2 separate regions of the Homo sapiens genome follow, and region 1 is linked to region 2. Evidence: read pairs that join two places in POLR2A ChIA-PET (ENCODE). Cell type or tissue: Caco-2. All regions are shown on one strand. Each heading gives the region's core, and the rest is flanking DNA. Links, peaks and the distances in the headings are about the cores only.

Evidence for each region. ChIA-PET counts read pairs that join two places held together with the same protein. Peaks named below come from ENCODE experiments on the same cell type or tissue, not always from the same donor. Only the 100,000 strongest peaks of a DNase experiment are listed, where the experiment ranks them.
Region 1: POLR2A ChIA-PET joins it to region 2 with 5 read pairs; 6 of 35 experiments call an interaction of 5 or more read pairs at or near these places.

Annotation. Positions count from the first base shown.
Region 1 is chr17:21,260,892-21,277,010 of GRCh38, forward strand. No RefSeq gene overlaps it. Among named protein-coding and RNA genes, the nearest start is that of NATD1, 16 kb to the left of the region's middle. RefSeq lists enhancers at 1,876-2,445, 7,648-7,697 and silencers at 14,618-14,817, 14,828-15,137. In Caco-2, for the core only: no CTCF peak of the experiment used is centred there; DNase peaks (open chromatin) are centred at 14,980 and 15,280; H3K4me3 peaks cover 1,551 bases.
Region 2 is chr17:21,137,430-21,153,548 of GRCh38, forward strand. All of the region lies in intron 1 of DHRS7B (dehydrogenase/reductase 7B), which reads left to right. Among named protein-coding and RNA genes, the nearest start is that of DHRS7B, 19 kb to the left of the region's middle. In Caco-2, for the core only: no CTCF peak of the experiment used is centred there; no DNase peak of the experiment used is centred there.

The DNA of each region.
Region 1 (16,119 bases), core at 13,579-16,078, 130 kb after region 2:
TCCCAAAGTGCTGGGATTACAGGTGTGAGCCACTGCGCCCGGCCTATTCCTTTACTTTCTTAATAAACTTGCTTTCACTTTACTCTGTGGACTTGCCCTGAATTCATTCTTGGGTGAGATCCAAGAACCCTCTCTTTGGGACCCATTTCCAGTAACAATCTTAGTGTTTTTGGTTTTTTTTTTTTCCCTAATTTTAGAAAACTTCAAAGATATATGTAAATATATACAATAGGAAAATGAAGCCCATGTACCTGTATCGTGGCTGAGGAGTTTGGTTTTCTTTTCATTAAAAAAAATTAAATGTACTGTTTATGGCTGGGCATGGTGACTCATGCCTATAATCTCAGCACTTTGGGAGGCCGAAGTGGGCCAATCACTTGAGGCCAGGAATTCAAGACCAGCCTGGCCAACATGGCAAAACCCTGTCTCTACTAAAATTACAAAAATTAGCTGGGTGTGGTGGCATGCACCTGTGGTCCCAGCTAATTGGGAGGCTGAGGTAGGAGAATTGCCTGAACCCAGGAGGTGGAGGCTGCAGTGACCTGAGATGGCGCCACTGCACTCCAGCCTGGGTGACAGAGTGAGACTCTGTCTCAAAAAGAAAGAAAGAGAAAAATTTAATGTACTGTTTATATGCAGTAAAAATTCTTTCTTTCAGCATGCTCTGCAAGTTTTGACAAACATATCTAGTCATTTAACCATGACCACTACCAAGTTATAAAACAGTTTATCATCCCAGCACTTTGGGAGCCCGAAGTAGGAAGATTGCTTGAGCCCAGGAGTTTGAGACCAGCCTGGGCAACCTAGTGAGACTCCATCTCTATGAAAATAAAAAATTTAGCCAGGCGTAATGGCATGTGCCTGTAGCCCCAGCAACTTGGGAGGCTGAAGTGGGAGGATTGCTTGAGCTCAGGAGGTCGAGGCTACAGTGAGCAGTGATTGCACCACTTAACTGCAGCCTAGGTGACAGAGTGAGACCCTGCCTTGAAAAAAGAATGACGAGTTGATGGGCGCAGCAAACCAACATGGCATATGTATACCTATGTAACAAACCTGCATGTTGTGCACGTGTACCCTAGAAGTTAAAGTATAATAAAACATAAAAAAAAAAAAAAAGAATGACCACCTGGGTGCTGCACGGATCAGCAGTCTGTCCCTTCACAGCTGCATGGGATTCCAGGGAATGATGTACTGGCCTTGGTTTTGAAGACCGCTCTGCCCTCCATGTGGGGGATGAACCCTGGAGGGGAAGGGGGAGAGCAGGGGACCCCTATCCTCTCCCTACACGCAGTGACAGCAGTCGCGTAGCCTGTGGCCCTGAGTTCCTCCCTCTTACAGCAGTGCTGTGCAGAAGAAGGTGCTATGCTCAGTTCAGCCTCACTTTACAGAGAGGGGAGGTAACTTCCTTGGGTTACACGCTGGCAAGTGGCAAAGTCAGATTCAAACCCAGCCCCTCCGTGTTCTGTCTCCAGGAGTGCGCTGTCTCTACAAGGCTCCCCAGGGGCTCTATGGACATTTGTAGATTTTCTGATCCCCACTGTGGGGCCAGGGAACCGATTACAGGGAGGCAGCCAAGCTTGACCTCAGAATCCTAACAGCCAACTGCAGCCTGAGGACCCCCGCATGTGCAGGCAGCTCCTGGGCTTGGCCCAGATCCTACTGTCTCCTTGCAGGAGAGGGAGGAGCACCAACAAAAGTTTAGTGACAGATCGGTCTAGGATGAGACGCTGAGTCTGTCTTCAGAGCCTCTAGCTCTACTCCCCATCTGTGAACCAGAGGTAAGAAGTGTGAATTACTTCAACAAGTATCAAAGCGTCCTGGTGTTGGAGGCTGACACCTGAGCAGGCCTGGTTCCATCCTGGCCCTGCTGTGTGGCCTGAGGCCAGTCACAGTCCTTCTCTGGGCCTCATCTTCCCTTCACAGGGCTCCTGCAGCCCTGATTCTCTGTGCTGCTGAGCTGCCCGCCCCGGGAATCTTGGCTCTGCTGCTGGGGCAGAATAGTGTGAGCAAGGCATGTGGGACGCGTGCTGGTCACCAGCCCAAGCTTCTTCCTAGTGAGTCTACTCCCTTCCCTTGCCCAGACCCCAGTGCCCTGACACCTGCAGACAGAGCATTTGCTTTTTCTTTCCATACCTTTATTGTTTTTCTTTTCTTTCTTTCTTTTTTTTTTTTTTTGAGACAGAGTCTTGCTCTTGTCGCCCAGGTTGGAGTACAGTGGCACTGTCTCGGCTCACTGCAACCTCCGCCTCCCAGGTTCAAGCGATTCTCCTGCCTCAGCCTCCTGAGTAGCTGTGATCACAGGCACGTGCCACCACACCTGGCTAATGTTTGTATTTTTAGTAGAGATGGAGTTTCACCATGTTGGCCAGGATGGTTTCAAACTCCTGACCTCAAGTGATCCACCTGCCTCGGCCTCCCAAAGTGCTGGGATTACAGGCATGAGCCACCATGCCTGGCCTGCCTTTACTGTTTTTCTTTTCTGATTAGAAGCATGAGGAGTGCTCGTTTAAAATTTTCAGAACACACAGAAAAATATCAAGAAGATAAAAGTCATAAATCCACCACTGTTCAGTTTGGCCACATGCCCTCAGACATCTTCCTGATCCTGTAACCATCCATTCATGTACTCATTTACTCATTCATTCACTAATTGACTCATGCACTTGCTCACTCACACGGTGCTTATTGAGCAATTGAGGTATGTTCTGGATTCTGGGAACACAGCGTGAACAGACAGACAAAGCCCTGCACACATGGAGCTCTTTATGTGCAAATAGAACGTTTTCCAACAAGGCTGGGTGCGGTGGCTCATGCCTGAAATCCCAGCACTTTGGGAGGCCGAGGTAGGTGGATTGCTTGAGTCCAGGAGTTCAAGACTAGCCTGGGCATCATGGTGAAATCTCATCTCTACCAAAAATACAAAAACTAGCCAAGCATGGTGGTGTGCACCAGCTTCTTGGGAGGCTGAGGTGGGAAGATCGCTTTAGCCCGGGAGGCAGGGGTTGCAGTGAGCCCAGATCGCACCACTGTACTCCAGCCTGGGGGAACAGAGGGAGCCCCTATCTCAAAAAAAAAAAAAAAGTTTTCCAACAAAATTGTAATCAAATCAGATTATCTGTTTTATAGCTTGTTTTTTATTTTCAATTTAACAATATGCTGTGATCATTTTCCTTTGTTAATATATAGGAAACCACAGAATTATTCTATAAGAATATTTTTAGGCTGAGTGGGCTGGCTCACACCTGTAATCCCAGCACTTCCTGCTGTGGCAGGAGGATCGCTTGAGGCCAGGAGTTTGAGACCAGCCTGGGAAACATCTCTACAAAAAAAAAAAAAAAAAAAAAAAAAAAAAGAATATTTTATTTATTTATTTATTTATTTATTTATTTATTATTTTTTTATTTTGAGATGGAGTTTCGCTCTTGTTGCCCAGGCTGGAGTGCAATGGTGCAATCTCAGCTCACCGCAACCTCCGCCTCCCAGGTTCAAGCAATTCTCCTACCTCAGCCTCCTGAATAGATGGGATTACAGGCATGCACCAGCATGACGAGCTAATTTTGTATTTTTAGTAGAGATGGGGTTTCTCCATGTTGAGGCTGGTCTCGAACTCCTGACCTCAGGTGATCTGCCCACCTTGGCCTCCCAAAGTGCTGGGATTACAGGCGTGAGCCACCACGCCCGGCCCCAAAAAGAATATTTTAAAAGATAATTTTGATTAGGTAATATATTCATGTTTCAAAAACTAAAATGAAGTGTATGTGGGTACCAAGAAAAAATCTACCCACTGCCTTTGTCTGCCATCTGCCTTCTGCCCAGAGCTCCTCCACTTCACACAGGGAAGCATTTTTACTTGTTTCTCATGAATTCTTCCAGTGTTTTCCACACATAAATACAAGTGAATACAAATATATATTCTTCCCCCCCACTTTTAACCCACAAGTTGGCATATCACTTAGCAGTCTCTCCTGGAGACCCGTCTGTCTCTCCCTATAGCACAGCGGTCCACGGAGTGGAGGGACATGGCACTCACAGCTGAAAGATCCTAACCATTCTCCTGGATACAGCAGTCCTTTACCGATGGCTATCTGGGTAATTTCAAAATACAGCATCTTTGTCTCAGTTGTTGATTCTTTCATCTCAGGGATATGTTCATGATCTATCCAGTTCCCTCTTGTTGGGATTTTGATAATTTCCAGTGTTTCACTGCATTGCGATGGATGAGTGTGTTAGTACTTGTTTCCGCCCACCCACCTGATTGTCTTCTCAGGAAAATGAGACCCGAGGGCTCCTCCTAGGCCAGGTGCCATGCTAAGTGCTTCCTGGGAATTCTTTCATCCAGTCCTCACACCCACCCTCGGAAGCAGGAGTTGCACTCATGAAGGGACTGGGCTCTGAGGAGCCTGAGAACTTTCCAAAAGTCTCCTTGGTGGTAGCTCTTGGAATTTGGATCTGAACCCCAGTTGGGGTAAGTCTGGAGTCTGATCTCCTGAGCAGAGAACAAGTGGCTACAAAGTCAATGCATTGTGAAGCCACTGGCACTGATGGGCAGTTGCCTCCCCAGGATAAGGTGCCTCCCCCACCCTGAAGAGACCTGAGGCTCTTAACGATTCTCTGGAATTGGCTGAGCACGGTGGCTCATGCCTGTAATCCCAGCACTTTGGAGGCCGAGGTGGGCGGATCACCTGAGGTCAGGAGTTCGAGACCAGCCTGGCCAACATGGTGAAACCGCGTCTCTACTAAAAAATACAAAATTAGCCGGGCGTGGTGGTGGGCACCTGTAATTCCAGCTGCTAGGGAGGCTGAGGCAGGAGAATCGCTTGAACCCAGGAGGTGGAGGATGCAGTGAGCCGAGATGCGCCATTGCACTCCAGCCTGGGCCAAAAGAACAGAACTCCATCTCAAAAAAAAAAAAAAAAAAGATTATGTGGAATTAATTGAGGGTAAAAAATTCCATGGTGCAGGACCCAGGCAGGTTACAGGATTGCAAGAAATGGCTGGGTGTCAGACAGAGGGAGCAGTGTGGAGTGTGGCAAAGTGGGACCACCTGGTCTGTCCCAGGGGCAGCTTCTGCTCCTTCCAGCAAGTTGTTCCACAAGGGAGCCCTGGGCTAAGTCTTCTGCTTTTCAACAGGAGCTGGAAATCGAATAAAAATGTGAGACTTCTTGATGTTTAAATGGCAGTTAATTTTGGCTGAGTGTGATGGCTCATGCCTATAATCCCAGCACTTTGGGGGGGCAAGGTGGGCGGATAACTTGAGCTCAGGAGTTTGAGACCAGCCTGGGCAACATAGTGAGACCCCGCCTCTACAAAAAATACAAAAATTAGCTGGGATGGGAAGCCAAGGTAAGAAGATCATTTGAGTTTGGGTGGTTGAGGATGCAGTGAGCAGATTAAGTCTTTGCACTCCAGCCTGGGCAACAGAGTGAGACGCTGTTTCAAAAATAAATAGGCTGGGCGAGGTGGCTCACACCTGTAATCCCAGCACTTTGGGAACCCGAGGCAGAGGGGATCACTTGAGGCCAGGAGTTTGAGACCAACCTGGCCAAACCATGGCAAAACCCCGTCTCTTCTAAAAGTACAAAAAATAGCTGGGCATGATGGCATATGCCTGTAGTCCCAGCTATTCAGGGGGCTGAGGCACAAGAATCACTTAAACCCGGGAGGCGTAGGTTGCAGTAAGCAGAGATGGCACCACTCCAATCCAGCCTGGGTGACAGAGCAAGACTCTGTCTTAAAAAATAAATAAATAAATAATAAGTAAACAAACAAATAAATAAATGCCAACTGATTTTAAAACACAGGTAGGTGTGTCTGCTGCTAACTTAGATGGTCGGGAGAGTGAGAGAGAGAGAGAGGCAGAGAGACAGGGAGGGAGAGGGGTACTCTGGCAAATGGGAAACCCTTGCTAGGTCCAGGCAAAGGCCATGTACAGATTCACCCACGATTCTGGCTGTTTGTTTGGAGGTGTTAATTTTTTCAAAATAAGAAAATTGCTCAGGCTGGGTGCGGTGGCTTATGCCTGTAATCCCAGCACTTTGGGAGGCTGAGGCGGGTGGATCACAAGGTCAGGAGTTCGAGACCGGCTTGGCCAATATGGTGAAACTTCATCTCTACTAAAAATGCAAAAATTAGTTGGGCATGGTGGCAGGCGCCTGTAGTCCCTGCTACTTGGGAGGCTGAGGCAGGAGAATCACTTGAACCCGGGAGGGGAAGGTTGCAGTGAGCCAAGATCGCTCCACTGCGCTCCAGTCTGGGCGACAGAGCAAGACTCTCTCTGAAGGGAAAAAAAAAAAAAAAAGAGCAAATTGCTCACTCTGAAAGAGATAAAACTAAATGTAACATCTGAATCTTGGCTAGCTCTTAGTTTGAAACAAAAAGTCCAGCCATAAAAGACATTTTGGGGACAACTGGGTAACTTGAATGTGGACTGTGTGTTAGATATCTGTGGAATTACAGTGTTTTTTGCAGTGAGGTAAGCGTATCATGGTCTTGTAGAACGGCCGCCTTCTCAGGGAGTGCATGCTGATGGACTAGGGGCAAAAGGTCACAAAGTCAAAAACTTACTTTCTTTTTTTTGTTTAAATGATTTTTAGATAAAGATCGAGGAGTCAGAGGAGGCCTTGCTATGTTGCCCAGGCTGGTTTCGAACTTCTGGCCTCAAGTGATCCTCCTGCCTTGGCCTCCTAAAGCATTGGGATTACATACGTGAACCACTGCTTCTGGCCAGTAACTTACTTTCAAATGATTCAGGGCCAGGTGTGGTACCTCACACCTGTAATCCCAGCACTTTGGGAGGCTGAGGCGGGCCGATCACGAGGTCAGGAGATTGAGACCATCCTGGCTAACACAGTGAAATCCCGTCTCTACTAAAAATACAAAAAATTAGCTGGGCATGGTGGCGGACGCCTGTAGTCCCAGCTACTGGGGAGACTGAGGCAGGAGAATAGCGTGAACTTGGGAGGCGGCGCTTGCAGTGAGCCGAGATCATGCCACTGCACTCCAGCCTGGGCGACAGAGCGAGACCCCATCTCAAAAAAAAAAAGAAAAAAAAAGATTCCGAAAACAGCACATAGCTATGTGTAGAGAGGGGAGTGTGCACGTGGGCAGAGCTGTCAGCACCGGGCAGGTCGCACCAGATGGCAGCTGTGGATTCTGCTTTTGACTTCCTGTGTGCTTAAATTTTACATAATAAAAATTCAGAGGAAAGGGGGGAAAAAGTGACCACAGGGGTGAAACAAAACATATGGGTGCTAGAAATGGCCCCTGGTTTGTGACATGTCATTCAGCCCAATCCTCCCTCAATGCAAGATGGGAAAACTGAGGCCCAGAGGTGGAGGGAGGGTCTCTTCTCAGAGCGGACTTCCCTCCCTAATTCTGTTTTCCTCACACCGCATGCAAGCAGCTGTTTGGGCAGGAGAGGCTGAGGTGACACTTCCTGTCCCTTTGTCTTTTCTCTTCCTGCCAGAGCTCTGTGAGGGTGGTTCTGTTACAGCCCATTTCACAGAGGTGGAAGCTGAGGGCCTGAGAGCAGAAGTTACTTGCCTGAGTCACACATTGAGTTGGGGTGGGAAACTGGTCCCTAGGCCCCCACCTTCCTCCGATCCCTAGATCAAGGGCAATGGCTTTGGATCAGCAGGCCCGGCCTGGCCCCCAGTTTTGCTGTGTGACCTTGGGTGATTCATCTGACCTCTCTGTGCTGCTCCAGGGGTGAGGAGTTAATGAGGTGACCCATGAGAAGGCTCCTGCCCTGCTGCCCTGCACACGATCAATTCTGTCACATATTCCTCTGTCCCTGCAGTCCCTGGAATCTCAGAATCTCCAGCAATTGCCATGGCCCCCGCCCTGCCTTGCTGCTATTTCCCTCCAGCCTCTGTATAGGTTTCTGCGTGTCTCTTCCTGTCAGGGTTTGCCACTAGCCAGGCTTTGGCCCTGAGGGATGGCATAAACTAGTGGAATTTCAGGCAGCAAGAGGCAGAGCGACTGGGGAGATATATGGGACATTCTCACCCCTTGTCTGGAATGTCCTTTTTCCTACACTCCAATTGGCAAACTCCTATTCATCTTCTGAAGCCCAGGTTAAATATCGTCACTCTGAGGAGCTTTCCCCCATCCTCAGCCCAGGTTGGGTCAGTCACCACCCAGTGGCTCCCGCAGTCCCTCTGAGTGCCACCATTATGTGGGTGTGGGTTTTCTTGCTCCATCGCCTGAGAGGGCCTGGGTTTTGCTCATCCCCCTACCCATTTTAAAGAATGGGAAACTGAGACCAGCCTGTAATCATACAGCAAATGCAGGGCAGAGTCCTGAGGGCGAGAGTGCAGGCAAATCCCGGTCTCACCACAGACTCTCTCTCTCCTTGACCTTGGGCCCATCATGTCACCCCCTGAGCCTTAGTTTTCTTGTGTGTAACATGGCAGTAATGGCCCCAAATGCTCACCGTTTTTTCCCTTCATTGAAAGGACTTCTCTGCTCCTCCCTCAGCTTTAATGAAGGATAATTACATACAATAAAATGCAGCCATTTAAGCGCATGGTTTGATGATGTTTGACACATGTATACGGTTGTGTAACCACCACTACAATCATCATACACAACATTTCCTTCACTCCCAAGTTTCCTTCGGGCCCCTTTGCAGTTGATCCCCTCCCCACCCCAGTCCCTTGCCACTACTGATGGCTCTGTGCCACTGTGGTTTTGCTTTTTCCAGAACGTCCTGTGAATGGAATCGTATTGTAGGTAGCCTTTTGAATCTGGCTTTTTTTTTCCGGCGGAATGCATCTGAGCTCCATCTGCACTGTGGCATGTTTTGGGAGTGCATTCCTTTCCTGTCACCGAGTAGTATTGCATTGATGGATATATACCATGTTTTGTTTATCCCTTTCCAAGTTCATAGACAGCTGAGTTCTTGCTAGGTTTTATCTATTATGGAAAAAGCTGTTACTAACCTTTGTGTTCAGGTTTGTGTGTGTGTGTAAACACAGTTATTTCTCTTGGAAGTGAAATAGCTGAGTCCTAAGTAGGTGTATTTAACTTTATAAGAAACTGCCAAACTGTTTTCCAAAGTGATCCTACCATTTCACATTCCCACAGCAATGTATGAGAGTTCCAGTTTCTGCACATCCTCACCAATACTTGCAATTATCTTTTTTTTTTTGAGACAGAGTCTCACTCTGTCACCCAGGCTGGAGTGCAATGGCGCGATCTCGGCTCACTGCAACCTCTGCCTCCTGGGTTCAAGCGATTCTCCTGCCTCAGCCTGCTGAGTAGCTGGGATTACAGGTGCGCACCCCCACGCCCGGCTAATTTTTGCGTTTTTAGTAGAGACGGGGTTTCACCATGTTGGTCAGGCTGGTCTCGAACTCCTGATCTCGTGATCCACCCAAAGTGCTGGGATTACAGGCGTGAGCCACCGTGCCCGGCCTGGAATTATCTTTTTTTAAATTTTTTTAAATTCTTTGTTTATTTATTTTTGAGAGAGGGTCTTGCTCTGTCACTCAGGCTGGAGGGTAGTGGCATGATTATGGCTCACTGCAGCCTTGAAATCCCAGGCTCAAGTGATCCTCCTGCCTCAGCCTCCCGAACAGCTGGGACCACATGTTGGTGCCATCACACCCAGCTAATTTTTTTTTTTTTGAGACGAAATCTTGCTCTGTCGCCCAGGCTGGAGTACAACGGCGCGATCTTGGCTCACTGCAACCTCCGCCTCCCGGGTTCAAGCGATTCTTCTGCCTCAGCCTCCGAGTAGCTGGGATTACAGGCGCCTGCCGCCATGCCCTGCTAATTTTTGTATTTTTAGTAGAGACGGGGTTTCACTATGTTGGCCAGGCTAGTCTCAAACTCCTGACCTCAGGTGATCCGCCCGCCTCGGCCTCCCAAAGTGCTGGGATTACAGGCATTAGCCACCGCGCCCGGCCTTTACACTCAGCGAATTTTTTATTTTTTGTAGAGATTGGGTCTTGCTATGTTGCCCAGGCTGTGTCAGTCATTTTAATTTTCACCTTTCTAATAGGTGTGTAGTGGTTTCATTGTGGTTTTAACTGCATCCCTCTGATGACTCCCAGGGTTGAGTCACTTTCCAAATAAGCACATGGAAAGAGACTCCCCATCCATATGTCTTCCTTGGGGAGGTGTCTGTTCAGATCTTTAGCACGTTTTTCAGTCATTTTAATTTTCACCTTTGTAATAGGTGTGTAGTTATTTCATTTTGGTTTTAACTGCACTCTGCTGATGACTCCCAGGTTGAGTCTCTTTCCATGTGCTTATTTGCCATCCACATGTCTTTCCTGGGGAGGTGTCTGTTCAGATCTTCAGCACGTTTATGTTTATCTTTTTTCTTTTTCTTTTTCTTTTCTTTTTTTTTTTTTGAGATGGAGTTTCACTCTGTCACCCAGGCTGGAGTGCAGTGGCGTGATCTCCACTCACTGCAACCTCCGCCTCCTGGGTTCAAGCGATTCTCCTGCCTCAGCCTCCTGAGTAGCTGAGACTACAGGTGTGCGCCACCATGCCTGGCTAATTTTTGTATTTTTAGTAGAGACAGGGTTTCACCATGTTGGCCAGGCTGGTCTTGAACTCCTGACCTCATGATCCACCTGCCTCAGCCTCCCAAAGTGCTGGGAGTGAGCCACTGCGCCCGGCCATAGCACATTTTTCATTGTGTTCTTCTCTTACTATTGAGTTGTAGGAGTTGTTTGCATGCTCTGGGTGCAAGCCTCTGAGAAGTATTCTGCCAAGATCTTCTCTCAGGGTTGTTTGGAGCATTAAATGACATCATCAACACCCAATAGTGGGTGCTCTTATCATTATTATGATTACTACTATTATTTATCACTTCATTTTGTCATTGTGGATACGATGATGTGTCTCCCAGCCCAGAACTGCCAGGAGCACCTGCTCACGGAGCTTCTTTGGTGCCCCATACCTACCAGTTGGGTCCCCTCCAGCAGGACCCCCCGCAGGAGCCCCAGCTTCCACCAGAGCACTGGGATGCCCTTTGTGTGTTGTTTGGTGTTTATAATACTCATTTATCAAAACCAGCCAGCTGGCTTAGGCTGCTTGGCCGCACTGCTCATGGGAGGGGAGGCGTGGGAGGTGGCCTCCCCCTCCTGGACCTGTCGGAGAGACAACATCATAGCCCTCCCCATCACCTGGCCTGCACCCACAGCCCAGTGTGCTGGGTGCCTGCAGACATCTCCCATTCATTAGAGCCACACCATAGCACCCGGGTCTAGGTTCTGATTCCCATTTGCCAGATGAGACAACAGAGGCTCAAAGAGGCCATCTGGTTGCGGTTGCTGAGAGTCCCACGGCCCAGAAGGTTCGCATTGAGATACGATTGCAGGGTCTCTGGCTCTCATGTCATCACTTGCTCACATTCTCACTCAGCAAACCCTCATCCACCTCTCCTGCTGCCTGCCCAAGCGGGAGAGCAGCCAGAGGCAAGCAGGGACTGTTGAGCACCCAGCAGGTATGAAGCACGAGACTGCATAAATGATCTCACTCCAGGGAGGTGGCTGTTATTGTGTTATTGTCCCCTTTTACAGACCAGGAAACTGAGGCTTAAAGAGACCTAGTGACTCACTCAATAAATTAGTGGCAGAGCAGGATTTGAACCTGGGCACACTATTTCCTCAGCCTGAGTGCCTGACTGCTGGGCCAAACTGAATCCATGGTCTGTGTCCCTTCAGTGGGATGGGCCCCAATCTGGCCCGTAGTTCTGGGAGCACACATGCTGTGTGTGTGCCCTCACCAATCATCACAAAGGTCCTCCAGGAGGCCCTGCCATTCCCACTCACCCTTGAAATCCTGTTTCCTTCTCCATTCAAGCTCATGTGGCTCCATCTCTGAACCTTGTTCCGTGCAGGGCTGCTTCCTGCACCAGCTTCCCCACCCAAGCAGTTAGTAAGAACCAGAACTCCATCCGGAGGCTCACAGCAGCCCCTGAGGGAGATTGGCCAAGGGAGACTGGCCAAGGCGGCCGGGAGCTTCCAACTGAGGGAGGCCCCGAGGCCTGCAGGTGCCTTTCTCTTGCTCTGAATGACACTAGGAATCCAAAGATACATCTGGCCTGGGCCTGCAGGCTTGAGGTCAGTACAGGGTTTGCAGGAACCCAGAGGAGCCAGTGGTAGTTCCACCTGAAGCATCGGGGAAGGCTGCCCTGGAGAGGTGGTGCTGGCATGTGGCCTAGAAAGATGACGTGGTCATCAGCCTATCAACTCCACATTTCTCCATCAAGCTCTATCTCCTCTTCCCACACCCACTGCCCCGCCTGGTTTTATCTGTGTGATTGGCAGGCTCCCCAACCCTAATCTGGAGGAGGCTCCAAGCCTCTCCATCACCCTGGCCTCCTCCCTCAGCCTCCTTCTACTGCCTACCTGCCACCACAGCCTCAGAATCTTTCTCAGGTCCCGTCCCCTCCCCACTGGAGGAGGAAGCCTCCGCCAGGGGCCCTGCTCTAGGAAACGTGCTGACAGACTGGGAAGTGTGGCAGGTGGCCCCGTGAATAGTCACGGTTCACATTAAATTCCAGGAGTGTGGAGGTTTTAGAGAATGGCTGCAAATTCTCTGTCATTCCTTCATTGAGAGGCGGGGTCTGTGTCTCCTCCCTTATATCTAAATGGGCTACTTCAACCCACAGAGTGAGGCAGAAGTGATGCTGGGAGGCTGTCTAAGCTACATCAGGCCATGCAGCTTCATCTGGTTCTCTTGGGACACTCATGCTCCGTGCCTGTTGCCATGCTATGAGGAAGTCATAGGCAGAGGCTGGATGGAAGTGCTCCAGTCCAATCAGGCAGGGCCAGAGTCCTCCTGGCCCGGGTGAGGAGGAGGTAAATATGCAGGTGAAGGAAACTGCACATGAATCCAGCCGAGGCTGGGACGTTACAGCACAGGGACAGGCCATCCCTACTGTGCCAGCTATTTCATACCCCTGAGTTTAGGGTGGTTTGTGACACAGCAGGAGATAAACAAAGAGGGGATTTTGTGACTTCCCCCAACCCTGGTCATCATTCCTTTCTCAACACATATCTGCTGGAACCCATGAGGGGACAGGGGCTGTGCAGGCAGCTCAAAGTCAAATCCTAGATCCACTGTATTCTCTGTCCCTGTAAAACAGTGGGGGCAGGATTAGAATCAGGGCACATTTGATAGGACCCCCTGCACTACCCCCAAGCCACTGCACCCACCCTAGCCCCTGACAATATTTGAGTCTGGGGTCTCAGGTCACTAGATGGTGACATGTTCCTCCTGGCTCTGGCTTCCCATGAGGACCTCAATTTGGGTAATCCTGGAAGGCTGCATGGAAGAGACAGGATTTGAGCTGTAACGAACAGGCAGAGTTGAAATAATTGTGACATTTTGTTTATTTATATTAAAATATTATATTAACAATTATATTGATTGCCTTAACATTAAAATACTATACATTTAATATATCCTGAAAATAATACACACTTTTTGCAGAAATGTTTGACAGAAAGGGTGTAAAGAAAAAACAAAAACAAAACCATCTTTGTAATTTCAGTGTCCAGAAATAATCATGGCCGATGTGTTGGTGTATTTCCTACATTTCTACCATCCAACTCAGAACAGGCTGCAGCCTTCAGCAAACTTTCCCAGCTCAAACAGGGCAGAGACCAGCTGGCAGAAGGGAGAGATCCCATCACCAGCAGAAATGCCCATGTTTGGGCCATGTGGCCTCCAAGGAGGGTGCCAATTCAGTGCCCTCCATTCCCAGACAGGACTACTCAGGATCCCCAGTCCAAGGCTGCTCCTTCTCTGCCCTGCACCGACTGCCGCAGGGGTTCTCACAGCCTTTCCTCCTGCCTCAAGCCATTCACATCACTTGGGCAAGGTGGACTCTGCAACCTCCGCCTCTCGGATTCAAGCGTTTCTCCTGCCTCAGCCTCCCGAGTAGCTGGGAGTACAGACACACGCCACCACGCCCGGCTAATTTTTTTGTATTTTTAGTAGAGACTAAAAAAACCATGGGTTTTGCCATGTTGGCCAGGCTGGTCTCAAACTTCTGACCTCAGGTGATCCGCCTGCCTCAGCCTCCCAAAGTCCTGGGATTACAGGTGTGAGCCACCATGCCCCGCCGACTTGCTCTGTTGTAGAGGGGCAGCCTTGAAGACGGTGCATCCTTCTTGCTGCAGACTATTCTTGGCTCTCAAGTCCCCATGCACAAAAAATAACCTGCAGACTCAGGACTGTGTAAATCTATCCTCAGGAGGGCAAAGAAAGCCACTTCTCTAAGCACGCCGGGGGCATACTGGCTGCCCGCCCAACAGATGTCTGGATCAGTCTGAATCCTGGGCACCCGGGAGAGGAAATGAATTCCCTTCATCAGCGGCCTCGAGCCCCCAGCAGTCCTCCTCCACCCGGGGACAAATTCTTCTCTCCCCCCAAGAATGTTTGCAATCCTTCGGATGGCAGTTTTCCAAGACCGACCACTTGAATGTCCTCTCTACCCTCATAAAAGCAAGACCTGTTCCTTGCTGGGAAAGCATGGGGTGGGTGATCGTCTTCAACCTTTAAAGGGCTGGACCCGTAGCTGCTGCACCCGGGGGCACAGCTGACGGGAGAGGAGAAGCGGCCTCTTCTCAGCATGGGGATGTGGGGAGCCGCTCAGGGAGAGAAAACGAGGCCTTTACAGCACCGGTTTAACAGCCTCGGCCACGCATCTGCCCGCACAGATCTAAGGCTTGGCTTCGGGTCCGGCTCCACGCCTGCCCCATGTCCCCACGGTCCGCGGCCCTCGGGAGGCCCGGCCCTGGGGGCTGAGCTCTGCCCTGGGACCGAAGGCCACTCTCCCAGCCAAGGCCGGAGGGCTCTGCCCTGGGCACATGCGCCCCATCCGCCTGCCCTGAGCTGACCCCGCCGCTCCACACCACCCCACTCGCGGCTGAAAAGCTGAAGGCAGCCGCACACTCGCCCTTGCAGCTTGCCCTGCAGCCCGCGCGGCCATGTGAGCAAGCGCAGCCAATCAGAGGCTCGCCCTGGACTCCGTCCCGGGCTGGGGGGCGTGGCTGGAGGGCGTGGCCGGGCGGTACCCGCGGCGTCTCTGCGCTGCCGCCTTTGCTTGCGCGGCTGTGTAGGGGGTTGTGGCGGGCCGGAGAGTCCCCGAGTGACTTAACATTCTCTAAAAATACCCCATTTTTGAACTTCGACGACCTGGGTTGGCCTGCTCACTCTGTGTCCCTGCGCTCCTCTGCTTCTCTGCTCCTTCGGTCTTGTGTGCTGGGGACACGTGGGCCTTTCCAGTTCCCTGCAGCCACCTTTGGTCTGTAGGAAGGCAGTGGCGCAGGGAGCGGTGGGAGCCCGGGTCTGCAGGGCTCAAGGTGGCGACGGCGAAGCGGTCTGCCCCACCCGCCACCCCCACCCGCAGGATGCGCATCGCCAGTGCAGCCCGGGTCGTGGCCCCCCAACAGACCCAGTCCCGCCGCGACACGGCAGCAGCACCTCTTCGCCGCGACACGGCAGCAGCACCTCTTCGGCCCTTTGAGCTCTTCCCTCCTTATTTCTCAGTCTCATGCTACACTGCGATTCTTTTATTTATTTGCTATTTTAGGCAGTATCCGCCGGCTCTCTACCATGGACACTCAGTGAGGATTTGGTTCTCTTAGGTATGAACCCTGTGCTTCACCTCCTGTGAGCTCCAAGACTCATTTCATCAGTTTTGGGATGCATCAGTATTTGGTGTTTACAGTATTATGGTTATGTAAATATTGTTCCCAGCTGAGCTGTGCAGTACATTGTGACAACATTTTCCATTTTGTGTTGTTTGTTTTCCTGGGAATTCATAATAGCCTGTTTTCTTCTTGCATCAAGCTGGACACTCAGTGGATCCTTTCAAATCTGGAGACATGACCTTCGGTTCTGGGAAGCTGGAAGGCACAAGTGCTGTTTTTACAAGCTCTGAACTCATCTTGTTTCTGTCCCCACCTGCCCCCCCACTTCCAGAGGGACCTTGTGACTCCCAGGCTATGTATCTGGGGGGCCTCTGGCCTTGAATGGTTCCCTCGACATGCAGAATTTGGTTGCAGCTTCCTCCACTCTGCCTAGGTGATTACTATTAATTTTCCAGCTTCGAAAATTCTGTAGGCTGGATGCGGTGGCTCGCTTCTG
Region 2 (16,119 bases), core at 4,225-6,724:
GGGACAGGCACCTGCCACCACGCCTGGCTAATTTTTTTTTTTTTTGAGATGAAGTTTTGCTCTTGTTGCCCAGGCTGGAGTGTAATGGCATAATATTGGCTCACTGCAACCTCCGCCTCCTGGGTTCAAGTGATTCTCCTGCCTGAGCCTCCCAAGTAGCTGGGATTAGAGGCATGTGCCACCACGCCAGGCTAGTTTTATATTTTTAGTAGAGACGGGGTTTCTCCATGTTGGTCAGGCTGGTCTCGAACTCCCAACCTCAGGTGATCCGACTGCCTCGGCCTCCCAAAGTGCTGGGATTACAGATGTGAGCCACCGCACCCGGCCTCTGGCTAATTTTTTGTATTTTTAGTAGAGACGGCATTTCACCATGTTAGCCAGGATGGTCTCAATCTCCCAACCTCGTGATCTGCTTGCCTCGGCCTCCCATAGTTCTGGGATTACAGCCACCGCACCCAGCCTCTGGCTAATTTTTTGTATTTTTAGTAGAGATGGCATTTCACCATGTTAGCCAGGGTGGTCTCGATCTCCCGACCTCGTGATCTGCTTGCCTCAGCCTCCCATAGTTCTGGGATTACATATTTCTGGGATTACAGGCCTCCCATAGTTCTGGGATTACAGGTGCCCGGCCTCTTTTAAAAAAAAAATATATATATATATATATATATATATACACACACACACACACACACACACACACACATATATTTATTGCGACTTATACTGACCATTCGTGACATGCTTGGACTTTCTCATTTGTCTTGAACATCCATCCCTCCTTCTTTTTTTTTTTTTTTTTTTTTTTGAGATGGAGTCTCTCTCTGTTGCCTACACTGGAGTGCAGTGGCGCGATCTTGGCTCACTGCAAGCTCCAAGCTCCGCCTCCCGGGTTCACACCATTCTCCTGCCTCAGCCTCCTGAGTAGCTGGGACTGCAGGCTGCCACCACCATGCCCCACTAATTTTTTCTATTTTTAGTAGAGATGGGGTTTCGCCATGTTAGCCAGGATGGTCTTGATCTCCTGACCTTGTGATCCACCTGCCTCTGCCTCCCAAAGTGCTGGGATTACAGGTGTGAGCCACCGCGCCTGGCAACATCCCTCCTTCTTAAACAACCAGTCATTTTATTTTAGGACTAAATTTACCATACAATATTCTTTCTCGTAAAATTATTTTTCTTTAAGCTTTCTTACCACACATACAAAAATCCTATTTATTTTTAAAACTTTCTTTACATCTCTTTTTATTTTCTGGTTCCTTTTACCTTGTTTTATATGTAACCTTTAAGTAAGCTGTGAATTAGACAAAACTTGTTCACCCTTTTTTAAAAAGGACACATCCTTCTGTTTTTTTAGCAAGAATGTTTTCCTACAATATATATTTATTGGAAAATACCCAAATAATTAAATACCTATTATTTAATTTAATATAACTTTATATTCTAAATTATGACCAGTTTATCTACAGGTATTTATCCCATTACATTTACCTAATTATTTTATTTGTTTACGTACATTATTTATGAAAACTATGATAGTCATAATTTAAAGTTATGAAACCACCATTGCAAAATTGTAACAGTGAAAAATGATTTGACCTAACTAAACTTCATCTTGCTCTTAACCTCCAATCTGTCCTTGTTCATTCCTGGGCATAGGCTGAACTAACTTTGGGAGGAACTTATAGTTTAGCTTTGAAACAAAGATGATAACAGTCCTTTCCCAAAAGAAACCTCCTTATTGCCTGTGGACTAGACTGCCTAAAGCCATGAGGTTAGAAGTTATGGTAATTTTACCATATTTAAGATGCAGCTATTTTCATTAAACCAGTATTAATGTCTTATTTATTAAAAATTACACAAGCGAAGATCATTCTGTTTTGGGCTGGGTTTAATGTTTTGTAACCCCCGTGCCATATTTTGACACCTTAATGTATCTGGCAGAGAACTATGAAACTGCTTGATTAGGCCACGCATGGTGGCTCACGCCTGTAATCCCAGCACTTTGGGAGGCTGAGGCAGGCAGATCACAAGGTCAGGAGTTTGAGACCAGCCTGACCAATGTGGTGAAACCCTGTCTCTACTAAAAATACAAAAATTAGCTGGGCGTGGTGGCACGTGCCTGTAATCCCAGCTACTCAGGAGGCTAAGGCAGGAGAATCACTTGAACCTGGGAGGCAGAAGTTGCAGTGAGCCAAGATCGCGCCACTGCACTTCAGCCCTGGGTGACAGAGCGAGACTCCATCTCAAAAAAAAAAAATAAATAAATAAAAGAAATTGCTTGATTAATAAATGCAAGCAAAAATGAATGCTGGCAATTGTTAAGACATTTCTAATGTTTCCCAATAATTTTAAAACTTGCTTTTTATTAAAGAGTCTACTTAAGTTACATGAACTTGAAAAAGCATTTGAGTAGTCTTTTTTAGTATCTGATTTAAGTGCTTTTTTAAAGCCAATTACCTAGAGCTCTTTTATATGTATTTTTAGTAGTGAAACATTGTGTACACAACACATACACAGACATATAGGCATGCCAATAGAAGTACATTTTGTAGATTCATAGAAACCTTTTTTTTCCTATCAGACTTTCAGATTCTTTTTTTTTTTTTTTTTTTTGAGACAGAGTCTCACTCTGTCGCCCAGGCTGGAGTGCGGTGGCGTGATCTCTGCTCACTGCAAGCTCCGCCCCCTGGGTTCACGCCATTCTCTTGCCTCAGCCTCCCCCTAGCTGGGACTACAGGCGCCCACCACTACACCCAGCTAATTTTTTGTATATTTAGTAAGATGGGGTTTCACCATGTTAGCCAGGATGGTCTCGATCTCCTGACTTCGTGATCCACCCGCCTTGGCCTCCCAAAGTGCTGGAATTACAGCTGCACCCGGCCTCAGATTCTTGATAACTTGTTTTACAACCCTGGGCAGCTGTCAGCTACGTAGCCTTAAATTTGCATGTTAAAGGAACCAACTCAGGTGAAAGTCAAATAGCAAAGTTTACATTATAAGGTGCGGAGAGAAAAAGTTTGGGTTATAGAAATTTTAAAGGCCTTTTAAATACACACACACACACACACACACACACACACACACACACACACACACACACACACACACACCCTGACACCCTATAGCTTTTACTTCAGAACTTTTTGCCACTAGATAAATAGAAATTTACTGGCTTGCAAAAATATCTTGTTGGATCTAAACAGTGGTTTTTATCTTAATAGAAAAATAACAGCAGATTGAGAGCAGGCAGAAAAGAAAAAATAGAGAAAAAGAGTACTTAGGAACTCTGTAGTTTGCAGGTCAACCTTAGGCCTCCTTTTCCTTAATGTGAATGTGCACAGAGACCATATTATTTCCATTTTACATAAACTTTGGCAAGTAGAGGTGCCATAAAACCTATGGAATGCTCAAAAGGGGTCATTCTCCTTTTCTCCTCATTCTTCGATTATTTGCTTCCTGCCCTTTTTCTTTTTTTTCTTAAAAGGGGGAACTGAGCTTGTAGCCTAGGGTTTTTGTGTGGTGGATCAATATGTGCTCCTTGTGGGCAGGACTACACAGTATGTCAGCACTGAGTCGCTTCCACCCTTTTACATGTCTCAGTTTCTCTCTCCAGAGGTCTGTGACCTCAGAGAGGGCTCAGAACACTGGGTGATCAGTCCTTATATGCGATTCCTGGACGAGCCATTTTAAAAATTAATTTCTGTTGGGGATTTCCCTGCAAGCCTGCTGCATGTCATTGTCGGGGGCGGAACTTAACCCCCAGACACCCCCAGGAGGCCACCGGTCACCCAGGGGTGCCTTCTGGCTGGGAGGAGCAAAACACCCTTTTTCTTCTCAACTGACAAAACTCAGTCTCTCATTAACATATGAAAACAGCAGTTCAATTTCTCACACAAATGCACACAGAAAAACTGAATTAACATTAAATTTGAGAGAAAAAGCAATAGGGAAGAGCCTTTAGAATGCATCTCTGAACTAGAATTAGGTTCCTTAACAACTTCAGACAGGAACAAATAGCAAAAACAAACACACACACAAAACAGCAATAGGATCACTGAGCGCTCCAATGGTAAGGAGGAATTACGACCAGTTAGTTGTTAATATTAACTTTAACCAAGACAAACCCCAGTTCAGTTACTTACCTAGGGATGAGTCTCAGGCTGAAGACTGGTTTCTACCAGCAAGAAAGCAAAAAAAAAAAAAAAAAAAAACAACCTCATCTCAAACTCCACAAAGGAGTTACTACTGCCTTCCATCATTATGGAAGCAGGAAAATCACTTGCCTTGTGCTGGAAGCAGGTAAAACTCCAAAAAAAAAAAGAGGAGTTATACAGCAAAATAAACTTTAGATCTCGATCAAATTTTGGGAGATCAGGGATTCTCTGGAAGGAGTGCTCTCAGATCCCAGCAAATCGTCCTATTGGTTTGTGCCATAAAGGTAGCTGATGCTGGTACCAAGCACCAATAGGAAATTTGTCAAAGGTCAAGGGCATCTCCACTCAGAATACCCCCATGGTTACCAAAATGTGAACCCAGAAAATCTGAGACAGGTCTCAGTTAATTTAGAAAGTTTATTTTGCCAAGGTTGAGGTGTAGCAGGACAAGCTGCGGACAAAACCCCTCAGACACCAAGATAGTGAAGGGAGTGGCTTTCATCAGCTGGGAGCATCGGCAGGCTAGTGTCTTAAAATCCGAGCTCTTCAGGTGCTCAACTTCTGTCCCTTTTAAGGACTCACAACTCTAAGGGGGTCCACGTGAGAGGGTCATGATCGATTGAGCAAGCCAGAGGGTACGTGACAGGGGCTGCAAGCACCGGTGGTCAGAGTGAAACAGAACAGAACGGGAGGTTTCACAGTGTCTTTCCATACCGTGTCTGGAATCTATAGATAACATCAGTTGCTAGGTCAGGGGTCGAATTTTAACTACCAGGCTTAGGTCAGGCAGGCCCAGGCCTGGTTTCCGGTCTGGTTCCTAGGCACCGGGCTACCTGTCTTTAGTTTCGCTTCTCTTTCCTTTTCTGAGTATAAAACAATATAAAACAATATGAGAGGGTCTCTCTCTTCCTTCAGAGGATGTGCCCATGACACAGCCTCAGAAAGTCCTGAAGACATGTGCCCAAGGTGGTTGGGGAACAGCTTAGTTTTATATATTTTAGGAAGACATGAGACATCAATCAGTATATGTAAGAAGTACATTAGTTCCATCCAGAAATGCAGGGACAACTCAAAGCAAGCAAGCTCTCCCACCCCCTCACCCCCCTCCCCCGCCCCGCCGTTACCCTGGGGGCTTCCAGGTCACAGGTAGGTGAGAGACAATTGATAACATTCTTTTGAGTTTCTGAAGTCTTTCCAAAGGAGGCAATCAGAATATGCATCTATCTCTGTGAGCAAAGGGATGGCTATGAATAGAATAGGTAGATTTGTCTTGAGCAGTTCCTAGCTTGAAGGAGCCCAAGATATTTTCCTTTCACAGTAATAGGCTAAAAATTACTTGGGGTTTTGTTTGTATGTTTGTTTTGAGGTGGCGTCTTGCTATGTTGCCCAGACTGGAGTGCCGTGGCACAATCTTGGCTCATCACAACCTCCACCTCCTGGGTTCAAGTGATTCTCTTGCCTCAGCCTCCTGAGCAGCTAGGATTACAGGCACCTGCCACCACGCCCAGCTAATTTTTGTATTTTTAGTAGAGACAGGGTTTCACCATGTTGGCCAGGCTAGTCTCGAACTCGACCTCAGGTGATCCGCCCACCTCGGCTTCCCAAAGTGCTGGGATTACAGGTGTGAGCCACCGCACCCAGCCTAATTTTTGTATTTTTAGTAGAGATGGGGTTTCACCCTGTTGGCCAAGCTGGTCTTGAACTCCTGATCTCAAGTGATCTGCAGCCTTGGCCTCCCAAAATGCTGGGATTACAGGCGTGAGCCACTGTGTCTATCCAAAATTACTTGCTTTTAAAGTATGATTTGGACATCTGTGTAATATTGTTTCACTCAAAGCTGTCATGTGAGAAATAGCCACAGGATGGGCAAAATGTTAATTATATTAGAAATAAAAATGTACTTCAGATTTGTGAAGTTGGCATATATAGTGTTTTCTACAACATTTTCAAAGGAATGAAGGATTGTGACATTACAGCATTTTGTAATATATAAAAAGCACCTGAAAGGAGCATAGTTCCTCTCTCCCTATCAATTGTCAAGTATTTACAGAGGGTCAGTTTTTTTCCTCTCATTTTAACCCACGAGATTTACAAATTATGATAGTAAAATAGTGGTTCTCATATACCTGTGTGTGCCCCTTCTGAGGATCCAATCTGGCAGCTTGCACAAAAGAGTTGTAGTTATTGCTGACTGCTGACTCTTCGGGGTAGCAATTGGGGTGCTGAAATCCCAGTTACTGAAAACGAGAAGATTACAGCGAGGGAGCCTAACATGTTAAAAGTGTTTGCTCTTTTTCACATCTGCTTTTCATTTGCTTATCATTTCAGATGTTTATTCAGCATCAAGCTTGTGCATGGCACAGGAAACAGAGAGATGAATCAAGTGGCCTTTCTTAGGCCACCAGAGAGAGACCACCTGTGGACAGGTCAAGTGCAACCAAGGGTTCTAAGAGCTATGGCAGGAGGCTCCAGACAATTCTGGGCTTTCTCATGATCTAATTTCTTACTATCAGGTTGAGAAACACTCACCTGATGTAGACATGCAGCAGTAGAGGATGCTTGTAGCAGCTGAGGACAGGTCTGAGGACAGATCATTCCAGCAGACTCCATTCAACATGTAATGCTTTATAGTGAATGAGGAACTGTTACCTCTTTACGTCTTATCTTATAAGTGCCTAGAGATGCAGGTAGAATGAGAATCTACTCATTCTGGAGGTGAGAAAACTGGGGCCCAAAGGGGATAAGTTCCCAAATCAAACAGAGGAAGTAAATGGTGGCAACATTTTTACTCCAAATAAGTTGCTCCAACATGCAGTAACTATAAAACTAACAAGCATTTCATTTGTCATGCTGGACTACCTTAGTTTAAGGAATCTAGATTTATGAAAACCCAGGTTTACTGATTCACCCAAGTTTAAATGGTGAATATTTGCATTGCAGAAGGATTTTCCAGGCTGGGCATGGTGACTCACGCCTGTAATCCCAGCACTCTGAGAGGCCAAGGTGGGTGGATCACCTAAGGTCAGGAGTTCAAGACCAGCCTGGCCAACATGGTGAAACGCTGTCTCTACTAAAAATACAAAAATTAGCCAGGCATAGTGGTGCGTGCCTGTAATCCCAGCTACGTGGGAAGCTGAGGCAGAGGAACCGCTTGAACCCAGGAGGCAGATGTTGCAGTGATCCCAGATCACGCCACTGCCCTCCAGCCTGGGTGACAGAGTGAGACTCTATCTCAAAAAATAATAATAATAATAATATTTTCCAATAAAAGTAGGTATTGTAACTTGGAGTGTACAGATGGGCTTCAAGAGTTTTGTAGGTCTCCTGAAATCATTTCCACAATTTTGTATATACTTACCTTTTAGCAGACATAGTAATAATCAGATTTCCAAAGGAATCTATACAGAGAATTGGTAGAGACCCCCACCACTCTAGTGGATTAAAAAAAATCAACCTGTAGGCCATGCACGGTGGCTCATGCTTGTAATCCCAGCACTTTGGGAGGCCAAGGTGGGCGGATCACGAGGTCAGGAGATTGAGACCATCCTGGCTAACATGGTGAAACCCAATCTCTACTAAAAATACAAAAAATTAGCCAGGCATGGTGGCGGGTGCCTGTAGTCCCAGCTACTCAGGTGGCTGAGGCAGGAGAATGGCATGAACCCCGGAGGTGGAGCTTGGAGTAAGCCGGGATCGCGCCACTGCATTCCAGCCTGGGCGACAGAGCGAGACGCCGTCTAAAAAAAAAAAAGAAAATCAACCTGTAAATTTTTAAATTATAGTACTTAATGGAGTGCTTCTCAGTAACTCTTCAGAAAACGTGTTTAAAAAGAAAACATTTAAATGCAGGTTTATGGGAAAATGTTACATTTCTTAGTATGTTCCATGTGGTAGAATATTGTACTGTGTAGAAGCATCTCAATTAATGAAAAGGGGAATTTTAAAAGGTCACTTCATTTTCCATTGCTGGATAAGGAGAGATAAAGAAATTTAAACTACAGATGGTTCCCAACTTATGATGGTTCTACTCAACCATTTTTCAACTTTATGATGGTGCAAAAGTCATATGCATGTAGAAACTATACTCAAGTACCTATACACCCATTCTATTTTTCACTTTCAGTACAGTATTAATAAATCACATGAAATAATCAACACTTTATTATAAAATAGGTTTATCTGAGATGATTTTGCTTAACTGTAGGCTAATGTAAGCATTCTGAGCATGTTTAAGTTAGGTTAGGCTAAGGTATGATGTTTAGTAGGTTAGGTGTATTAAATGTATTTTTATTTATGGTATTTTCAACTTATGATGGGTTTATTGAGACAATCCCATGTAAATTGAGGAGCATCTGTAGTTGATTTGGTTGCCCATTAATGTTGGGCACAAGGAAGAATAATAATTTATCCATTTTCTTCGTTCGTTCTCTTTACTGTTTCTTATATTACCTAACACCCCCTCAGATAGATAACCCAGCAGTTGTGGTAATAATATCATTTAACTAGACCAAATAAAAGGCCTCCTAACCTACATATAAGCCTGGGCACTGTAGCATAGTACATGTTTGTAATCCCAGCACTTTGGGAGGCTGAGGCAGGCAGATTGCCTGAACTCAGGAGCTCAAGACCAGCCTGGGCAACATGGCAAAACCAGATCTCTACAGAAAATTATCTGGGCACACTGGTGTGCACCTGTAGTCCCAGCTACTTGGGAGGTTGTGGTGAGAGGATCATTTGAGCCCCGGAGGTCAAGGCTGCAGTGAGCTGAGATCACACTACTGCACTCCAGCCTGGGTGACGGAGTGAGACCTTGTCTCAGAAAACAAAAACAAAACAGAAAACAAAAAACATGCATATACCTATTTAATCCTTTCTGCAGTCTTATAAGGTAGATATTAGATACATTTTGCAGATGAGGAAACTGGCAGAAACATTAAGTAACTTGTTCAAAGGCACTCACTTAGTATGATGTTGGTATTTGATCCAAGGTCTGCCTGGTTCCAACAATAGTTTGCTATATCAAGCATTTGAAATGGTCATTCACACCTCAAATTTATTTATATCTCAGTAGAAAAATGGCAGCTAGCAACTTGATCTTAAGCAAAAAGCAAGTCAGACTTGAATTTAAAGAGAAATTATTTTATGGAAAAAACAATGAATTGCAAGAAACAAAATGTGGTTTCTTACTGAATAAGAAGGAAGATGTGGTTGGACAACTATAGCAACTGACCCCAGGCCAAGGGTACTGGTTAGTGAGGAAACGTTAATTCTTACAACAAGAGGAAAGTTTTGCAATGATCTACTGTCTTTTTCTCATAAACTTGGAATTAAGGATATTTCCTTTTTCCCCAAACATTTTTTATTTAACTTGGCAAATATAATGTCTTAAAAGGCATCTCTTCTTGAAAGTTTCTAATTGCCGTGCACTACTATGAAGACATTTGGATAGGATTATTTCAGAGACATAATTTCTGTGTGATTAGGGTTTTTTGTCTATTTTATCAAGATTTTAATTTCTAGCAGTGGGATAATTATATTAATAAGTTCTTGGGAAATTTGTGGCGCTTAGAGTCTGTTGAGGTGCTGAACAGAGCTGGGGGTCTTGCTGTAGCCAGTGATCTCAGGACATTTTAAACGCTGCCACTGTTGTAGGCCAAAACCAGTGTGCCTTATATCAGTGAAGACTCTGAAGCCTTGGGCTATGGCAGAACTTGGGGCCCTGAAGTACACATGGAAGTCAGCCCACTGAACATGGGCTGACAAAAAGAGTGGAGAAATAAGAATATATATTTGGACTACTTCTGGTTCCAAAGTAGCAACATAGAAGCAAGCTGACTTCACTCACCTCCACAGACAACCAAAAACAAATGTATAGTGCTGAGATTATCACGAGAATTGTCCCAGAACTCAAACATGAAGATGAGACAGTTCTCGAGGCCATGGAGAAATGAAAAAGCTCCGAGCAGATGGTAAGAGAATTGGACTTCCATATCCCTTCTGCCTGGCACCAAGTGTGAGGAAAATTTCCCTGCAAGTCACCATTTTTGCACTGGAAAAAGTAAGACTGAGATGAACAACCAACATCCCTATCATCTTGGATTCCCTAGCAGGAGACTTGTCCCTGCCTTAACCCACAGGAAGCATCTCAAGTGCCTGAAGGGAGAAATCCCTGAGGACAGGCAGAGACAAAGGTGGGAGGCAGGTCTGCCATCCCCAGCCCTGGAAACTCTGCTCTGTAATTCAGCCAAAGGAGATGGCAAATCATAATGGCTGCTCAGCAACACAACACTGTAGGAGGTTTCACCTACAGGTCCCTTGGGCACAGTGTGGGAGGATCAAGAATTCAAAATAGGCCAGCACCATGGCTCAAGCCTGTAATCCCAGGACTCAGGGAGGCTAAGACAGGAGGACTGCATGAGCCCAGGAGTTTGAGACCAGCCTAGGTAACATGGTGAGATAGTGTCTCTATTTTAAAAAATAAAATAATTTTTGAAATTTATTTTATACTTTTTGTAGAGACAAGTTCTCACCATGTTGCTCAGACTGGTGTCAAACTCCTGGGCTCAAGCAATCCTCCCACCTAAGCCTCCCAAAACACTGGGATTACAGGGAGAAGCCACCATGCCCAGCCCTAAAAAATAATTTTTAAAAAAAGAATTCAAAATAGTAGTTTCAAGGAAACTCAATGATCTCCAAGATAACACACACAAAAAAAATTCAGAAATTTATCAGAGAAACTTAAGATATTGAAATAAGAAACAGAAGTCTCAGAACTGAGAAATACATTTGCTAAACTGAAAAATTCATTAGTGGCTTTCAGCAGCAGAATGGATCAAGCAGAGGAAAGAATCAGTGAGCTGAAAGATGATTTGAAAATACACGGCCAGGCACAGTGGCTCATGCCTGTGTTCCCAGCACTTTGGGAGGCTGAGGATGGATCACTTTAAGTCAGGAGTTCGAGACCAGCCTGGCCAATGTGGTGAAACCCCATTTCTACCAAAAAGTATAAAAAATTAGCCGAGTGTGGTGGTGTGCACCTGGAATCCCAGCTACTTGGGAGGCTGAGGCAGGAGAATCGCTTGAACCTAGGAGGCGGAGGTTGCAGTGAGCCAAGATCGTGCCACTGCACTCCAGCCTAGGCGACAGAGCGAGATTGTAAAAAACAAACAAACAAAACCAGAAAATACACAGAGGTAAAAAAAAAATGATGAAAAGCCATGAAGATTGCCCATAAGATGTAGAAAACTACCTGAAAAGGCCCAAACTAAGAATTACTGGTGTTCAAGAGAGAGTTGAGCAAGAGCAAAGGGTAGAAAGCTTAGTCTAAGAAATAACAACAGAAAACTTTACACAACTTAAGAAAGATATAAATATTTGGGAACAGGAAAATCAGAGAACATCAGATTTGACCCAAATAAGACCCCAAGGCATATAATAATCAGACTCTTAAAGGTCAACAAAGAGAGAATCCTAAGAGCAGCAAGAAAAAAGAAGCAAATAATATAAAGGAGCTCCAATTTGTCTGGCAACAGACTTCTCAATGAAGAAGCCTCATGGGAACCATGATGCAAAAAAAGCATGCAGGAAACCATACAGGCCAGGGAGGTATGGAACGATATTTTCAAAGTGCTGAAAGAAAAAAAAAACCTGCCATTCAAAAATACTGTGTCCAGCAAAATTGTCCTTCAAATATGAAGGAGAGGTAAAGTCTTTCCCACATAAACCAAAGTTGAGAGAATTTACCGCCACTAAACCCATCTTACAAGAAATGCTAAAGGGAGTTCTTCAAACAGAAAGAAAACACTCATGGGCAAATAGGAAAACATTTGAATGTCTAAAACCCACTGATAAAGTTAAGTACGTGGACAAACCCAGAATACTCTAATACTGTAATTGTGGTGTTCAATTCACTCATAAGTCTAGTATGGAGCCCAAAAGACAAATCTATCAAAACAAAAATAGGTATAGCAACCTGTTAAGAGGTAGATAATATAAAATTATGTAAATTAAGACAACTAAAAGTCAAAATGTGGGGGGACGAGGATAAAGTGTAGAGGGAGTTTTTTAAACATATTTTTCTTTGTTTCTTTGTTATTTAAGATAAGTTGTCATCTCTTTAAAATGACTTATTACATCTGTGAGATATTTTTTTGTAAGCCTCATGGGAACCACAATGCAAAACACTTGTAATAGGTTTACTAAAAATATAAAGCAACAAAACATTCTACCAGAGAAAATCACTTAACCACAAAGGAAGACCAGAAGAAAGGAAGAGAGGAGTTGCAAAACAACCAGAAAATAAGGAACAAAATGGCAGTAGTAAGTTCTTATCAATAATAACACTGAATGTTAATGAACTCAGTTCTCCAATTAAATAGCATAGAATTTTCTTTAGCCAGGCATGGTGGCTCATACTTGTAATTCCAGCACTTTGGGAGGCTGAGGTGGGAGGATCACTGGATCACTTGAGCCCAGGAGTTCAAGACCAGCCTGGGCAACATAACAAGGCTCCATCTCTATTTAAAAAAAAAAAAAAAAAAAAAAAAAAACTAAGGCATAGAGTATCTGAATGGATAAAAAGTCCTTGGAAAAGGGGCAAGGTGTCTGGTATGGCAGACGAGGAGGCTGGTAAATCTCCTAGAAAACCAACCTATTAAAAAAGTATGAAACAGGATGAAATTATTAAAAACAACCACTTCATGGGTGTAGAAATTGACCAAAGACATGCAACAAATCAAGAAGCATTTCTTTGTCCGGGCATGGTGGCTCATGCCTGTAATCCCAGCACTTTGGGAGGCTGAGGCGGGTGGATCACCTGAGGTCAGGAGTTTGAGACCAGCCTGGCCAACTTGGTGAAACCCCGTCTCTACTACAAATACAAATATTATCCGGGCGTGGTGGTGCATGCCTGTAATCCCAGCTACTTGGGAGGCTGGGGCAGGAGAATGTCATGAACCCAGGAGGCGGAGGTTGCAATGAGCCGAGATTGCACCATTGCACTCCAGCCTGGGCAAAAGAGCAAAACTCCGTTTTTTAAAAAAGCATTTATTCATGAAAAAACATGGAACTTTGAGTAAGAGCAGTAGGAGTCTGTGACAGACATGCCGAGAGCTATAATAAAATTACCACAAATTTAGTGGCTTAATAAACCACATATTTATTATTTTATAGTTCTAAAAGTTGGAAGTCCTAAAATTAAGCCATCAGCAGTGCTTGATTTCTTCTGGAGGGTCTAGGATAACTCCCCTATCTCGAGATTCTTAAATTAATCACAGCTGCAAAGTTTCTTTTTACCATATAACTGAAGTAACATGCCCACTGATTCTAGATATTAGGATTAGAATGTGGACATCTTTGAGAGGTATTATTTAGGCTACCACAAACATTAATATACATATCCAAGAAACTTTGTGAGCTCCAAGTAGGACAGACACAAAGAGATCCACCACATCTAGATACATCGTAGTCAAACTGTTGAAAGCCAAAGGCATAAGCTCAAAAGCAGCAAAAGAAAAATTACGCATCAGATACAAGGGAACAACAGTTATGTGATTAGTGTCTGGCTTCTCATTATAAGAAATGGCCGCAGGGCTTTGAATTTACAGTCCAGCAGGTAGGTAGCTTAGAAGTTGCCACTTCTAGGCTGGGTGCGGTGGCTCACGCCTGTAATCCCAGCACTTTGGGAGGCCTAGGCAGGTGGATCATGAGGTTGGAGTTCAAGACCAGCCTGGCCAAGATGGTGAAACCCTGTCTCTACTAAAAATAAAAAATTAAAAAAAAATTAGCTGGGCGTGTTGGCAGGCACCTGTAATCCCAGCTATTTGGGAGGCTGAGGCAGAGAATTGCTTGAACCTGGGAGGCGGAGTTGGCAGTGAGCCGAGATCACACCACTGCACTCCAGCCTGGATGACAGTGTGAGACTCTGTCTCAAAAAAAAAAAAAAAAAGAAGTTGCCACTTGTTCCTAACAAGTAAAAAGCTTAACAAACTGAAAAATCAACTCTTCTTTGATACATCAGAGACATGAAATCATACCGCACACAGTTGCCCCCAAAATAAAAGACAGATAGGTGGATACATGGAATCACACTTACTGGAGCAGAAACCTCTGTGGGAACCAGTCCTGTGGTAGGAAAACATGAAGTGTAATTGACAAATTGCTGGAGACTCAGTGTGGACAAGTCTGAGAGTGATTTAGTTGAATGTTGTTCCCACTAAAATCTCATGTTCAATTGTAATCCCCAACGTTGGAGATGGGGTATGGTGGAAGGTGATTGGATCATGAGGAATCTTATGAAATGGTTTAATGCCATCCTCCTGGTGCTGTCCTCGCAACAGTGAGTGAGTTTTCACAAGATCTGGCTGTGTAAAAGTTTGTGGCATCTTTCCCCCTTGTTCTCTCTCGCTCCCACTCTCAACTACTCCCTGTTCACCATCCACCATGATTGTAAGCTTCTTGAGGCCTCCCCAAAAGCTGAGCAGATGCCAGCACCATGTTTGCTGTGAAGCCTGCAGAACCATCAGCCAATTAAATCTCTTTTCTTTATGAATTACCTAGCTTCGGGTGTTGTTTTTTTATTTTTATTTTTTGAGAAAGGATCTCACTGTGTCACCCAGGCCAGAGTGTACTGTCCTGATCTCAGCTCACTGTAGCCTCAGCCTCCTGGGCTCAAGTGATCCTCCTGCCTCAGCCTCCTGAGTACCTGAGACAACAGGCACATGCCACCACACCTGCCTTATTTTTGTATTTTTTGAAGAGACGGGATTTCACCACATTGCCCAGGCTAGTGTCGAACTCCTGGACTCAAGCAATATGCCTGCCTCAGCCTCCCAAAGTGTTGGGATTACAGGTGTGAACCACCACACCCAGCCCAGGTGTTTCTTTATAGCAATGCAAGAACAGTGTAACACAGAAAGTTATAAACTTCAGTGGGACCCAGTCATGGGGGGTGCTCATGCTTTCCGTAAGTTTTACCTCCAAGAGTTCTACCAGCCCCTCACAATGAATATTGGAGAGACATCCCTTTGTGCTTCCAGCAGAGGGAGGGGAAAAAAAATCATCACTTTGAAATATGCCAGAGCATTCTGCTCATCTTAACAATGCCTGCCCTCAGGAGAAACTATTTTACCAGAGTCTAACTTACTTTGGGGAAGGGTAATACTCAACCTCAGCTCACTCTATTCTTTCATGTGGGGAAAATTAATACCCAACTCCAGCCCTCTCTAGCCATCCTGTCCCACCTGAAGGGGGAACACTGAGAGGCACTGGTGAAATTTATAGTTCACAGGCTCACCAAAAAACTGAGACCTAATAGGACTGTAGAACACTTCCCCTTCCTCCAGCACCTTACCACTACGTTACTAAAGGCCTGTTTGCCACAGTTCTTTTTACCCAGTGCATCCTGTCCACCTTTTGATTAAAAAATTACAAGTCATACTAAAAGGGAAAATACACAGAAGAGACTGAAGAAGCATCAGAACCAGAGTTTGATATGGCAGGAATGCTGGATTTATCAGACCAAGAATTTTTAAAAATCATGATTAATATGCTAAGGACTTTAATGGAAAAGTAGACAACATGCAAGAACTGATGGGTAATGTAAATAGAAAGATGAAAAATCTAAGAAGAAAAACAAAATGCTAGAAATCAAAAGTGATACAACAGAAATGAAGAATGCCTCTGATGGGCTCAGTAGACGGGACATGGCAGAGGAGAGAATCTCTGAGCTTTGAGGATATGACAGTAGAAACTTCCAAAACTTAAAAGCAAAGAGAAAAAAGACTGAAAAAAACAGGAACAAAATATCCAAGAAATGTGAGATAACTACAAAAGATGTAACATACACATAATTGGAATGCCAGAAAGAAGAGAGAAAGGAATAGAAGCAATATTTTAAGGAATAACGTTGAGAATTTCCCCCAGAATTAATCTCAGACACCAAATCGCAGAACAAGGAAGTTCAGAG